Linked DNA regions of Homo sapiens: region 1 is linked to region 2. Evidence: read pairs that join two places in POLR2A ChIA-PET (ENCODE). Cell type or tissue: Panc1. All regions are shown on one strand. Each heading gives the region's core, and the rest is flanking DNA. Links, peaks and the distances in the headings are about the cores only. Region 1 overlaps LOC105376015 (a long non-coding RNA gene). Region 2 has its middle 92 kb from the start of TMEM215.

Region 1 (5,380 bases), core at 294-5,293, 270 kb before region 2:
TTCATAAACTTACAGACCCCAGGACATCATGATGCTCTGCAAAACAAGATACTCTACAGTAACAAAATTCACCCTCCTAAAGAAGCAGTTGGGGTAACAAACAATAATTTGTTGATGTTTTGTATAACAATCTGAAAAAGTAAAATGATATTAGCCGTGCCACCTCAAGGAGCACCTAGTTTGTGCCAGGTGCTTTATACATATACAGGTACAGCAAATTTAGGATTATTGATATCATTCATAAAGAAGAAAAGTCAGCTCAGAGAGATTAAATGTATAACCTGCCTAAAAACACAAACTCAAGGAGGTGGCCCAGGATCAAAGCCTAGTTTTAACACTAAAGCCCATGACCTTTCCTATGCTGCTATATATTTTCAAGAACAGTTTGCTGGCAAATAATTATTTAGCTTTAAGCCATAAATTACTCAACCTAAAGATCTACAGTGTTGTAAGAATGCAAAGTGAGCCTGAATTGAACAAAACAAAACAAAAAACAATATGTAGGGCTATGAACAAGGGATGGGAGTGGAGGAGAGACTATGATTTTTGTGTACTTCGAATGTATCAGGTTCTGTGGTCCAGTATTTACATACTTTTTCTCTTTTACTCCTTCCAACAACCCTGTGAAGCAGAGATTGTTATGTTCATGTTAACCGTCTCTCTCTCCGTCTCTCCTCTGTGGCTCATTTGCAAGGTTGACATGACATCTATTTTAATTTTGCTCAAGCTAAACTTATGCAGTGCTATGATATAAACTTCAGTTTCTCTGATCTACTGTAGTTCTTCTTGACCCTCTTCCTGGAAACTATTTATCACCCCTATGGAGAAAAACTTGAGGGCTGGCTGTTATTTTCTACTTACTTTTCTCTAGCCAGAAAATTTGTGAGAAGGAGGAAAGGTCATCAGGAGCTGCCTACAGTTGTTGCTAGCCTGGCTGGATTCTCTCTTGCAAGCCCCAGCAAATGTCCCTTACCAGGGCCAGTCTTCCCAGCATGGGACATTTTCTAACCCAAGGGCTTTGGTTGATCCCCCCATTCAGCAAGCACCCTGGAGAATGCCCGGCCCTGCCTACTCCTCTGCCTTAGCAAGGGTCTGCAGTGGCACGAAGAGTGGCTCCTACGCGTCAGTTTCCCCACCTCCTCGTGCCTCAATCCACTTCTTCCTCACATCAAGGCGAATTCAGAAAAAGTATCAGAATTTTGTTGACTCACCTTTCCTCATTTCTCTTTCTGAAAAGCAAGTGTCATTACAAGGTTGAAAGCCGTACAGTTGAAAGTAAAACTGTATTACATGAAGTTTTGCCCTTTTTTCAATCTTGATCACTGATGAGAAATTTTTGGCCCTTTAAAATGCAGTCATTTTATTCATTTTGTTAGGTACTGGGGGAAAATGCTCTCTGATCTGACTTCCTTTACCTCAAACTTTCAGAACAACTTTCAAGCAGGTGGGCCACACTCAGAAAAACCAAAGCCTGAAATTCAGTGTCAGGGTAAAAATAACATTAAGGATGGGGTGAAAAACAGTGAGCCTTATTTCACATTGACTTTAGAGGCTGAATTACAGCTAGATAGGAGGAATAAGTTCTAGTGTTGAGATGGCTTCTAATTTTATATTTACTTAAATCACATACTTATGTTTCCAAGAGCTTAAAAAAAAAAGGACAAGACACTTTGAAGTTTGTATCATTTCCAATACTAAAAATTCACTAAAGGTGAATCGTTGCAGGTTAAAAATCTCATATGCTAGGCCGGGCGCGGTGGCTCACGCCTGTAATCCCAGCACTTTGGAAGGCCGAGGCGGGCGGATCACGAGGCCAGGAGATTGAGACCATCCTGGGTAACACAGTGAAACGCCATCTCTACTAAAAATACAAAAAATTAGCCAGGCAAGGTGGCGGGCGCCTGTAGTCCCAGCTACTCGGGAGCCTGAGGCAGGAGAATGGCGTGAACCCCGGGGGGCGGAGCCTGCAGTGAGCCGAGATCGCGCCACGCACTCCAGCCTGGGCGACAGCGAGACTCTGTCTCAAAAAAAAAAAAAAAAAAAAAAAAAAAACTCATATGATAATAGACTTCAAAAACAACAACAAAAAAACCCAAAGCATCCTTATAATGACACAAAATATTAGAGTGGCATTAAAATGTGTCCCAAATATATAATATCATTTTCAAAAGATGTCGCCGTCTAAAAGCAACTGAGCTGAACATCTCTGACTTCACCATACTTTGCATTTATTTATCTTACAAAGTGAAACTAATTCTTTCATTACTTTTAGAGATTAATTCTGTGTGCTGACTTCAACAAGACGATGTTTTGCATTTGTGCTCAGCCACATTTTAAGCAACACCCTGAGAGAGTCAGTACTGTGTGCAGGGATTCAGCTGCACAGTTCACATCGAGATCAGCAAAAGGGTGGATAAATCCCTAGGTGCGGCTTTAATTTTGTTGCCAGGAAAAAAAAAAAACAAAAAACCCAACCAGTGTTCAGAGGCCATCAGGCTTAGCTTCTGCTCTGTGCCTCTGCGAAGTGCAATGCACAGGAAACAACACATCCTGGAGCCCCGACCCACTCTGAATTACAGCTGCCTGCCAGGCCCAGGAGGCTTGGTCCTAGGAGTCCAGCAACCAGGCTGTGCAGTGCGGCTGGGTCGAAAATTCCTGAGGGCTGATTATCTTCTTCTCAGCAGTTGGCAGGTGTGCGTCACCATCAGCTTAACTCTCCCTGTGTTCCCTGGATGACTCACAATGATCGCTTCCCATGTCACCTTAACCTAGTGAGCAAATTAGGAAGAGTTGTTTATTCATTTTAAACTATGATAATCCCTTCTAGTCACAATAGCTAAAGTGGTCATATGGCCACTGGCCATCACTATTGATCTTCTGGTATGTGTTGGGTATAGTTATGGAGGCAGAGTAGCAGTGGCCAAACACCTGTGTTCCGGGTTCAGGAACTGAAACCCTGGCTCCACCACTAACTATCTGCATGGCAGGGCAAGGTCCTTAACTTCATTAAACCTCCGGTTCCTTATTCGTAAAATGAAGACAATAATGGCACCCATTGGGAGGACTTAAAAAGCTAATACTGTGTATAGGAAAATTCTTAGCCCCATGTTAACATTCTCACTGATGCAGCTGCTGAAGATGATTAACATCTATTTTATTTAAGAAAGTTGATACCAAAGGTTTACATTTATATATTTTCCTAATTTAAAAAAATATTTTATATGACACATAATGATTTGTACATATTTATGGGGTGCATAGTGATGTTTCAACACATATGATGTATAGTGATAAGGTCAAGGTAATTAGCATAGCCATCATGTCAAACATTTATCATTTCTTTGTGTTGGGAACATTCTATATCCTCCTGCTAGCTATTTGAAACTATAGAGTATATTATTGTTAACTATCATCATCCTGTAGCGCTATATAACACTAGAACTCATTCCTTCTATCTAGCTGTAATTTTGTATTCTTCTACAAATCTATCCCTATGTCTCCCTTCCCTCTCCTTCCCAGCCTGTAGTACTGAGTTGCTTTACCAGTGATTAGGAATATAATGAAGTACTTCTGAAACCAGATGCTTTTTATTTTCAAGCTTTAAGCATTTATTTTCAATTGTACAAAACCATCTTGTTTCATGGATGAAGACAGAGAAATATAAGGCTTGCCTGAGATCACAAAGCTGACTAGAGGTAAAAATGCTACTAAAATTCTAGTGTCCTGATTTTCTTCCCAGGCTTTTTTGTCTCCATTGCCCTGCTTTTCCTTGTATGATCATATTCATCAGCGGAGACTCTCATATTCTAGCCATGTTCCTACAGAGCCATTCTAGATGTTAGTAATTTCACTTTTTGGCTGTTATAACAGAGAGCCTCAAAATAACACTGGGGCTAGCCTCAGTGGCTCATGCCTGTAATCCCAGCCCTTTGAGAGGCCTAGGTGGGTGGATCACTTGAGGTCAGGAGTTCCAGACCAGCCTGGCCAAGATAGCAAAACCCCGTCTCTACTAAAAATACAAAAAACTAGCTAGGCGAGATGGTGGGCAGGAGAATTGCTCAAACCCGGGAGGCGGAGGTTGCGGTGAGCTGAGATTGCAGCCACTGCACTCCAGCCTGGGCAACAGAGCAAAACTCTATCTCAAATAAATACAAAATAAATAAAAAATAACACTGGATTAAACAAGATACTTATCTCTCATGTTAAAATCCAGGTAAGCAATCCAGGGCTGGAATGGAGGCCCTGCAATCACCAGTTGCCCAAGCCTCCTGTGTCTTAATGCCCTGCCAATCTCAGCACCTAGTATCTGTTTTTGGTCTAAGGATGGCTACCCTCACTTCCACCTTCCCATCAGTGAGGATGTGGAAAGAGGTAAAAGCCTGGCTCCATTTAAGAGAACATGACATTTTTGCTCACATCCCATTCTTCTGAACTTAATCACATAGCTACATCTAGCTGCAAGGGAGGCTGGAAAATGGGACTCTTTGACTGCCCCCTGTGTAAGAAGGGGAGACTGGATACTGGAGTATAATTAATAGTTGTTGACACATGGACACCCTAAGCTTTAAGTAGTATGATATTTTTACAAAAATACTAGAGTTTTTAGAGTTTAATACAACAGCTAGAAGGTGTACATAGGTCCTAAGCATCAATGAAGGATCATTAATCCATTTCTCAGAATGTGATTCCAGACAGCAGCTTCCATCTGAGGGTCTACAAAGGTGGCATGGGGTTCTGCACATTATTACAAATATTTACCAAGCCAATGTATAAAAAGACAGGCAATAACAAATATTGACAAGGATGTAAAGAAACTGTAGCTCTTGTATTCTGCTGGCGGGAAAATGGTGCAGCCACTTTGTAAAACATTTTTCAGTTTCTTAAAATACTAAATAGAGTCACCATATGACCCAACAATTCAGCCATTATTATCTACCCAAGATAAATGAAAATCTACATTCACATGAAGATTTGTATATGAATATTCCTGAGAACATTAGCCATAATATCCAAAAAATGGAAATAACCCAAATGTTTTAACTGGTGAATGGATAAGAAAAATGTGGTATATCCATACAACAGAACACTATTCCAGTCATAAAAAGGAACAAAGTATTGACACATGCTTCAACATGAATGCATGTCAAATACATTAAGTGAAAGAAGACATAAACAAAAGACCATGGTTCCATTCATATGAATATAAATATATGAAATATCCATCACAGACACATCAATAGAAACAGAAAGCAGATCAGTGGTTTTGTGTGGCGGGGGTTGGGGGTGGTGCTGAAGGTGGAAATAGGAAGTGACTGCAAATGGGAATGAGGTTATTTTGGGGGTGAAGGAAATGTTCTAAAATTCCATTGCAGTAATGATT
Region 2 (5,380 bases), core at 223-5,222:
TCCTCCCCAATAATTGTTGGAATATTGGCTAAATAAAATATTCTCCATAGCAGATTTAAATCACACCCAAAACTGTCCATTTGAGTTACGAGTATTTGTCTTTTTCTTTGTGTTTTAGGCATTTTCTTGAGACACTGGGTAAAGATGGGAGGCTGCTAAATAGAGGCCATTTAAACCACTTTAATTGTTATTTCAATGGGGAGTTGGAAGGAAGTATGTTGGGTACACTGCTAGGTAATCTACCACTGCGTGACCCACAAATGCAGACATTGTCTAAGTTACATTTGCACGACTTTTAACTAGCACTGGGAAAAGCCTGGCTTAAGAGTAAAAGAAAGGCCTAGAATCCAACAGACCTGGGTTCTAATCCTGACTCCACTTAATACTATTTGAAAACCCTGGGCAAGTTTATTTCCCAGCTCTGTGCCTCGGTTTCCTTGAATAGAATGTTAGGAAACTAAAACTTACCTTGTAGGATTCAAGAATAAGAGATAATGCATAGAAAGGACCTTGTACAATAGTTGGCACAAAGTAGGTACCTAATGAAAAGCCAGTTATTAATGCCTCCAAGAATATGAATGGTCTGTATGTCCATATCATTTCTAGCTTAAGAACTCACCCAAAAAAAGTAAAAGGATAAGAGCTCTGTTGAGTGGAGAAAAAAGATTCTAGATGATTCTCTTAGTTTACAGAATTTCTGCCTAGGAAATCAAATTCTTGCCTCTGGCTTGAAGGGCATCCAAGAGCCCACTCACTGCAGCTCAAGCTTGGCACAGTCGTAGGAACATCTCCCCTGCCCTGCACTGAACACACTCCTCAGGAACCAGCCTACGAGCTTACTTTGGGTGAAGTGCCGCTTCCTAGAAGCCAAGAGCAGCCATGCAGATGCTGCCCCCGGTGCCCCTGCTGGCATGGGAATCCTTGGCCACTGTCAACCCGCTGCCCAGGCTCCCCTCCACAGTCCACCGAACCACATCTGAGTGGAAGAAACAAAACAGCCCACATCAGTGTGTGCAGCCAACAAACGGAGCAAGCTGATCAGCAGATATCACTGAAAAAACCCCTCATAATAATAATGGCTGCCGTGCATGTGCCAGACACCCCCACCTGGCACTTTTCACGTGTCTTCTTGTTTAATTATCACAATAACCCTATGAGATGGGTATTGGTACTGTATCATCATTTTACATAGGAGGAAATGAGGTTCAGAGAAATTCAAAGTAGCTTCTCCAACATCCCATAGCTGATAAGAGTCAGAGATAAGATTACAACCCAGATCTGTTTGACTCCAGCGCTCAAACTCATTCCACCATACATGCTGGCTGTCCCAAGAGCCCACGTACAGAGTTCTCTGCTTGGGATTCAGAATCTGACTCATAGTCTCTGACCTAAAAGGAACGTTTGAGAATCTCAGTTATTACAGTATGTTCTCCAAGCCCACTCTTGTACACTCTGCCTTGTGATACTGGGGATGGGACCCTGCACAGCCCATTTCTCCTTTGCCAGCTGCTCTCTTGAGGTGTTTTCTAGGGGTGGGGAGTCCTAAAGGGATACCTAAAGGAGGGAGACGCCATCGGCTACTTCCTGCCTGCTTCCCATTTAGGTCAGCATGGCCCCAGAAAGGTTTCTTCTTTAGAACTCCTATAGCAGTCTGTTGCCACAGCACAGGGATTCTGATTGCAGTTTTCTCAGCACCAGCCATGTTGTACCACTCTCCTTCCCCCTCCCCAGAGGCATCAGGACCCACCTGAGCTAAGAGGTGCATCCCCTTCTCCAAGTTTCTGAGTTTTAATAGTCACAACTTCTTCACTCTGTTCCCAGCCCCTGCAGCTGTTTCCTCTGTGGCTCCTTTGTGCTCCCTGATTGCCTTTCCAGTTCTTTAATTCCTGGTTAATAATGAATTGTATCAACTTCTCTTTTAAAACAATGGGCATGGCTTGTCTCCTGACTGGACTCCATTTTACACAAAGAATCATCGTCTGCTCTAATGCCTTTCAAATGAGGAGACTGAGGCCCAGAGAAGTTAAGTGACATGCTTAAGCTTGCACGCTCAGTAAGAATATAAAATAATGTTGCTACGATTTGTCCTCTTAGAATGTGCTATAACACCATGAGGTACATACCACCATCCCTATCCCTACCCACACCCTCTTAGAATGTGCTATAACCCAGTTACATACATACCATCATCCAAATAAAACAAATGCAGAAATTGAGGCTCAAACATCATGTGATTTCCCTAATGTCACCCCTTAATGAGTAATAGAGGTACAATTTGAACTGAATTAGCCTAACTGTGAAACCAGGGCTCTTAACCACTATTCCATACTCAGTGTGTTATCTCCCCATCCCTCTGGACTGGATAAATGTCTCTGCATCTTCAAGGGCTGGTGGAGCTCCTAGCTGTGGTTTCTCGCTCTCCTAGAACTGCTCACTCTTGAAGCCAGTAATCTTTTCTTAGCACTACTGGCACAGAATATAAAATCTAAATATTGTCCATCTACTAACATTTCTTTAACCAAGTCCCCAAACCAAAGGGAAGAAAGCAGCTATCTTTTACATGATATTATTGTCTCCCAAGCTATCTGGGAATCTTCAGGATGATTAAAGTCCCTCTCTAGCCAGTTGCAATGACTCTAAGTCCTAGATGATTCACAGAAAAAAAAAAAGGGGGATGGGGGTGGGGAGGACTACTTGGCAATTAGGAAGGAGTAGGATCACAGTTATGAAAGCTATAAATATCTTTCACATGTCTTCTGTAGACTGGGCTGCAAAATAAGAAAGTTCCAATATCCTATTTATTAGTTATCAAAAAGCACAAAGTTGCACTTCAAACATATCAATAAGTCTCTCTCTATTACCTCTTGACAGGTAGAGCCCAATTAGGAGCTTCCAAGAAGCTGGGTTTGGAGTCCAGCTACTTCCTGACTGAGAGCTCTGCTGAACACTGCAGCCAGTTAATCACAGGAGGAGACTGGATGGCTCCCATGTCAGGCATGCTGCAGGGCCATGGCAGGAGGAAGAGCTGCTTGCTGTCTACTAATGAGCCAACCTGGATGCCCAGCAGGCTCTGCTGGGCTCAATGCCCTTGTTTGTAGGAAGTATCCTCAGGATTCATCTTAGTTGCAGCCCAGAATGGAGGTTAAGTCAGGAGCCATCAGAGAATGTAGGAGGCCTTACCACCATGCGAGGGTTGAGCCTACCTACCAATCCAGGAGTAGAGAAAAAGACATCGGCCTTTTCAGGCATCCTGAGCTTTTGTGGGCAGCTCCGTTGAAGCTCTTGAAAGCTCTGCTGCTTTCATTTAGTAACTATTTATGGACTGCTAACTAGGTACCAGGCACTGACAGTATTACTCTGTTCAAGTCAATAAACATTTCCTGAGTATCTATATGTACAAGCACTTCACCAGGAAGAAAGGACTTACACCTAAAAAAGGTGGCCTTCCAGACTCGTGTGACTTCCTGCTCATCTCAGCACCCTGGGTGTCACGGGTTTTCTCAGTGCCCCACAGCAGGAAGCAGTCCAATTTACTAGAAAGAGCAACAGACAAGGAGCCAAAGTTTATGTCTGGGCTCTGCCACTCACCCCCTGCACGATTTAGGCAAGTCACTGAACCATCCCACCTCAGTAGTTTCATGTGCAAAAAGCAATCTGACAGGCTAAGATCCAACAAGACAAATCTAAGGATGATTATTATTGAAATTTATGGGTGGAGGGAAAAGAAAACAGGTATTTCCACCCTATTTAATTTAAACGTTATATCAGACAAATGAAATTCCCTGTGACTATTAAGAAAGACTGGCTAGGCATGGTGGCTTACGCCTGTAATCCCAGCAATTCGGGAGGCCAAGGCGGGCGGATCACCTGAGGTCAGGAGTTTGAGGCCAGCCTGACCAACATGGAGAAACCCCGTCTCCACTAAAAATACAAAATTAGCTGGGCGTGGCGGCACATGCCTCTAATCCCAGCTACTCGGGAGGCTGAGGCAGGAGAATTACTTGAACCTGGGAGGCAGAGGTTGCAGTGAGCCGAGATCGCACCATTGCACTCCAGCCTGGGCAACAAGAGCGAAACTCCGTCTCAAAAGAAAAAAAAAAGAAAAGAAAAGAAAAGAAAGACATGGGGAAAACTGAAACACAAAATCAGCCCCAGGAAAACGTGGCCATAGATAGATGGATAGGTTTATTTTCAGGGCTACTCCAGTTAATTTTTTTGGCATCCACCTCATTCAGTGCCCAAACACGAAATGCAGCTCCTACCCTCACCCCCTCCAGAATCACTGGATCCCAACCATGGGAGGGCCGGCGAGCCCATCTCATTCAGTCTTCTGCACCCACAGGACGCCCAGGCACCAACATCCCGGAAGAGGCCTTCCAGTCTTCACTTGAATACATTCAAAGGTGAGGTGCTCATTGTTTGGTAATATAACATTCCATTTTTCCCAGCTCTGATGAGTAGAAAACATGAAATCCAAAACCATCCATTGGTCCTTGTCCAGCCCCCGTGATGCTACCTGAACTCATCTAACCAACCTTCTCCAAGGCAGCCTTTGACCCAGTCCCTCATTCTCCTCTCCTTTATAATAACTCCTTTAAACAGCTTTGGGTTTCGGGGTGGGGTGGGGGGCGCATGCTGTTAATAGGACCCAACCCTGACATTACTTGTGTCCTATTAACAGAAATGAGTTCCTCCTCCTACTTATTCAGAAGTTGACATTAGGCATAAAAAGATAGGCATGACCTTTTCAGCCAGACCCTAGGGAACAGATTCTAAAAATATCTCTATGTCCGCAGGCATCATGGCCAGAGCCAACACTATGAATAACCCTCTATGCTCCCTGGAGACTCAGGAGACAAGAAGAGACCTGCAGGCCAGTTTGCATGTCAGGGTGCAGGGGGAGTCATCGGCCAGGACTGGCCTTTGTGTTCTAACAGCTGAGGCATGGCCCAGGGCAATGAAGGCCCCATCCATCCCTGAGTCATGAGGTGGCCCAGAGGAGAAGATGAGAGGATTAGGAGAATAGGGGGCTTTGTTATTAGTATAATCGTAATAATTTCCCTCAATATTTGAGAATTATAAGCAAGGACTTGGACTCAAATTAACTTAGGATTAGACTCAAATAATATTGTAGTATATTGATTAAAATATCATATCTGGCTATACTAAGCCCAGGTCACTGGGTAGTAGAAGGGCTTAATCCCACAAGTTCTATCACTTAATAATAACAAGAATAACTAACATTTATTGAGCCAGTCACTGCTTTAGTTACAGCTTAGTTATAGTATCTCCACAACAACCCTATGAAGAAGTATATAATAACTCAGGGATGCACGGGATCTCCATTGCCCTGGGCCATGCCCCAGCTGTTAGAGGACCA

Evidence for each region. ChIA-PET counts read pairs that join two places held together with the same protein. Peaks named below come from ENCODE experiments on the same cell type or tissue, not always from the same donor. Only the 100,000 strongest peaks of a DNase experiment are listed, where the experiment ranks them.
Region 1: POLR2A ChIA-PET joins it to region 2 with 11 read pairs; 2 of 35 experiments call an interaction of 5 or more read pairs at or near these places.

Annotation. Positions count from the first base shown.
Region 1 is chr9:32,601,700-32,607,079 of GRCh38, forward strand. LOC105376015 (a long non-coding RNA gene) reads right to left here. Exons shown (of 2, transcript XR_929553.1): 2 at 2,208-2,768. Among named protein-coding and RNA genes, the nearest start is that of NDUFB6, 31 kb to the left of the region's middle. In Panc1, for the core only: no CTCF peak of the experiment used is centred there; a DNase peak (open chromatin) is centred at 2,713; H3K4me3 peaks cover 347 bases.
Region 2 is chr9:32,872,429-32,877,808 of GRCh38, forward strand. No RefSeq gene overlaps it. Among named protein-coding and RNA genes, the nearest start is that of TMEM215, 92 kb to the left of the region's middle. In Panc1, for the core only: no CTCF peak of the experiment used is centred there; no DNase peak of the experiment used is centred there.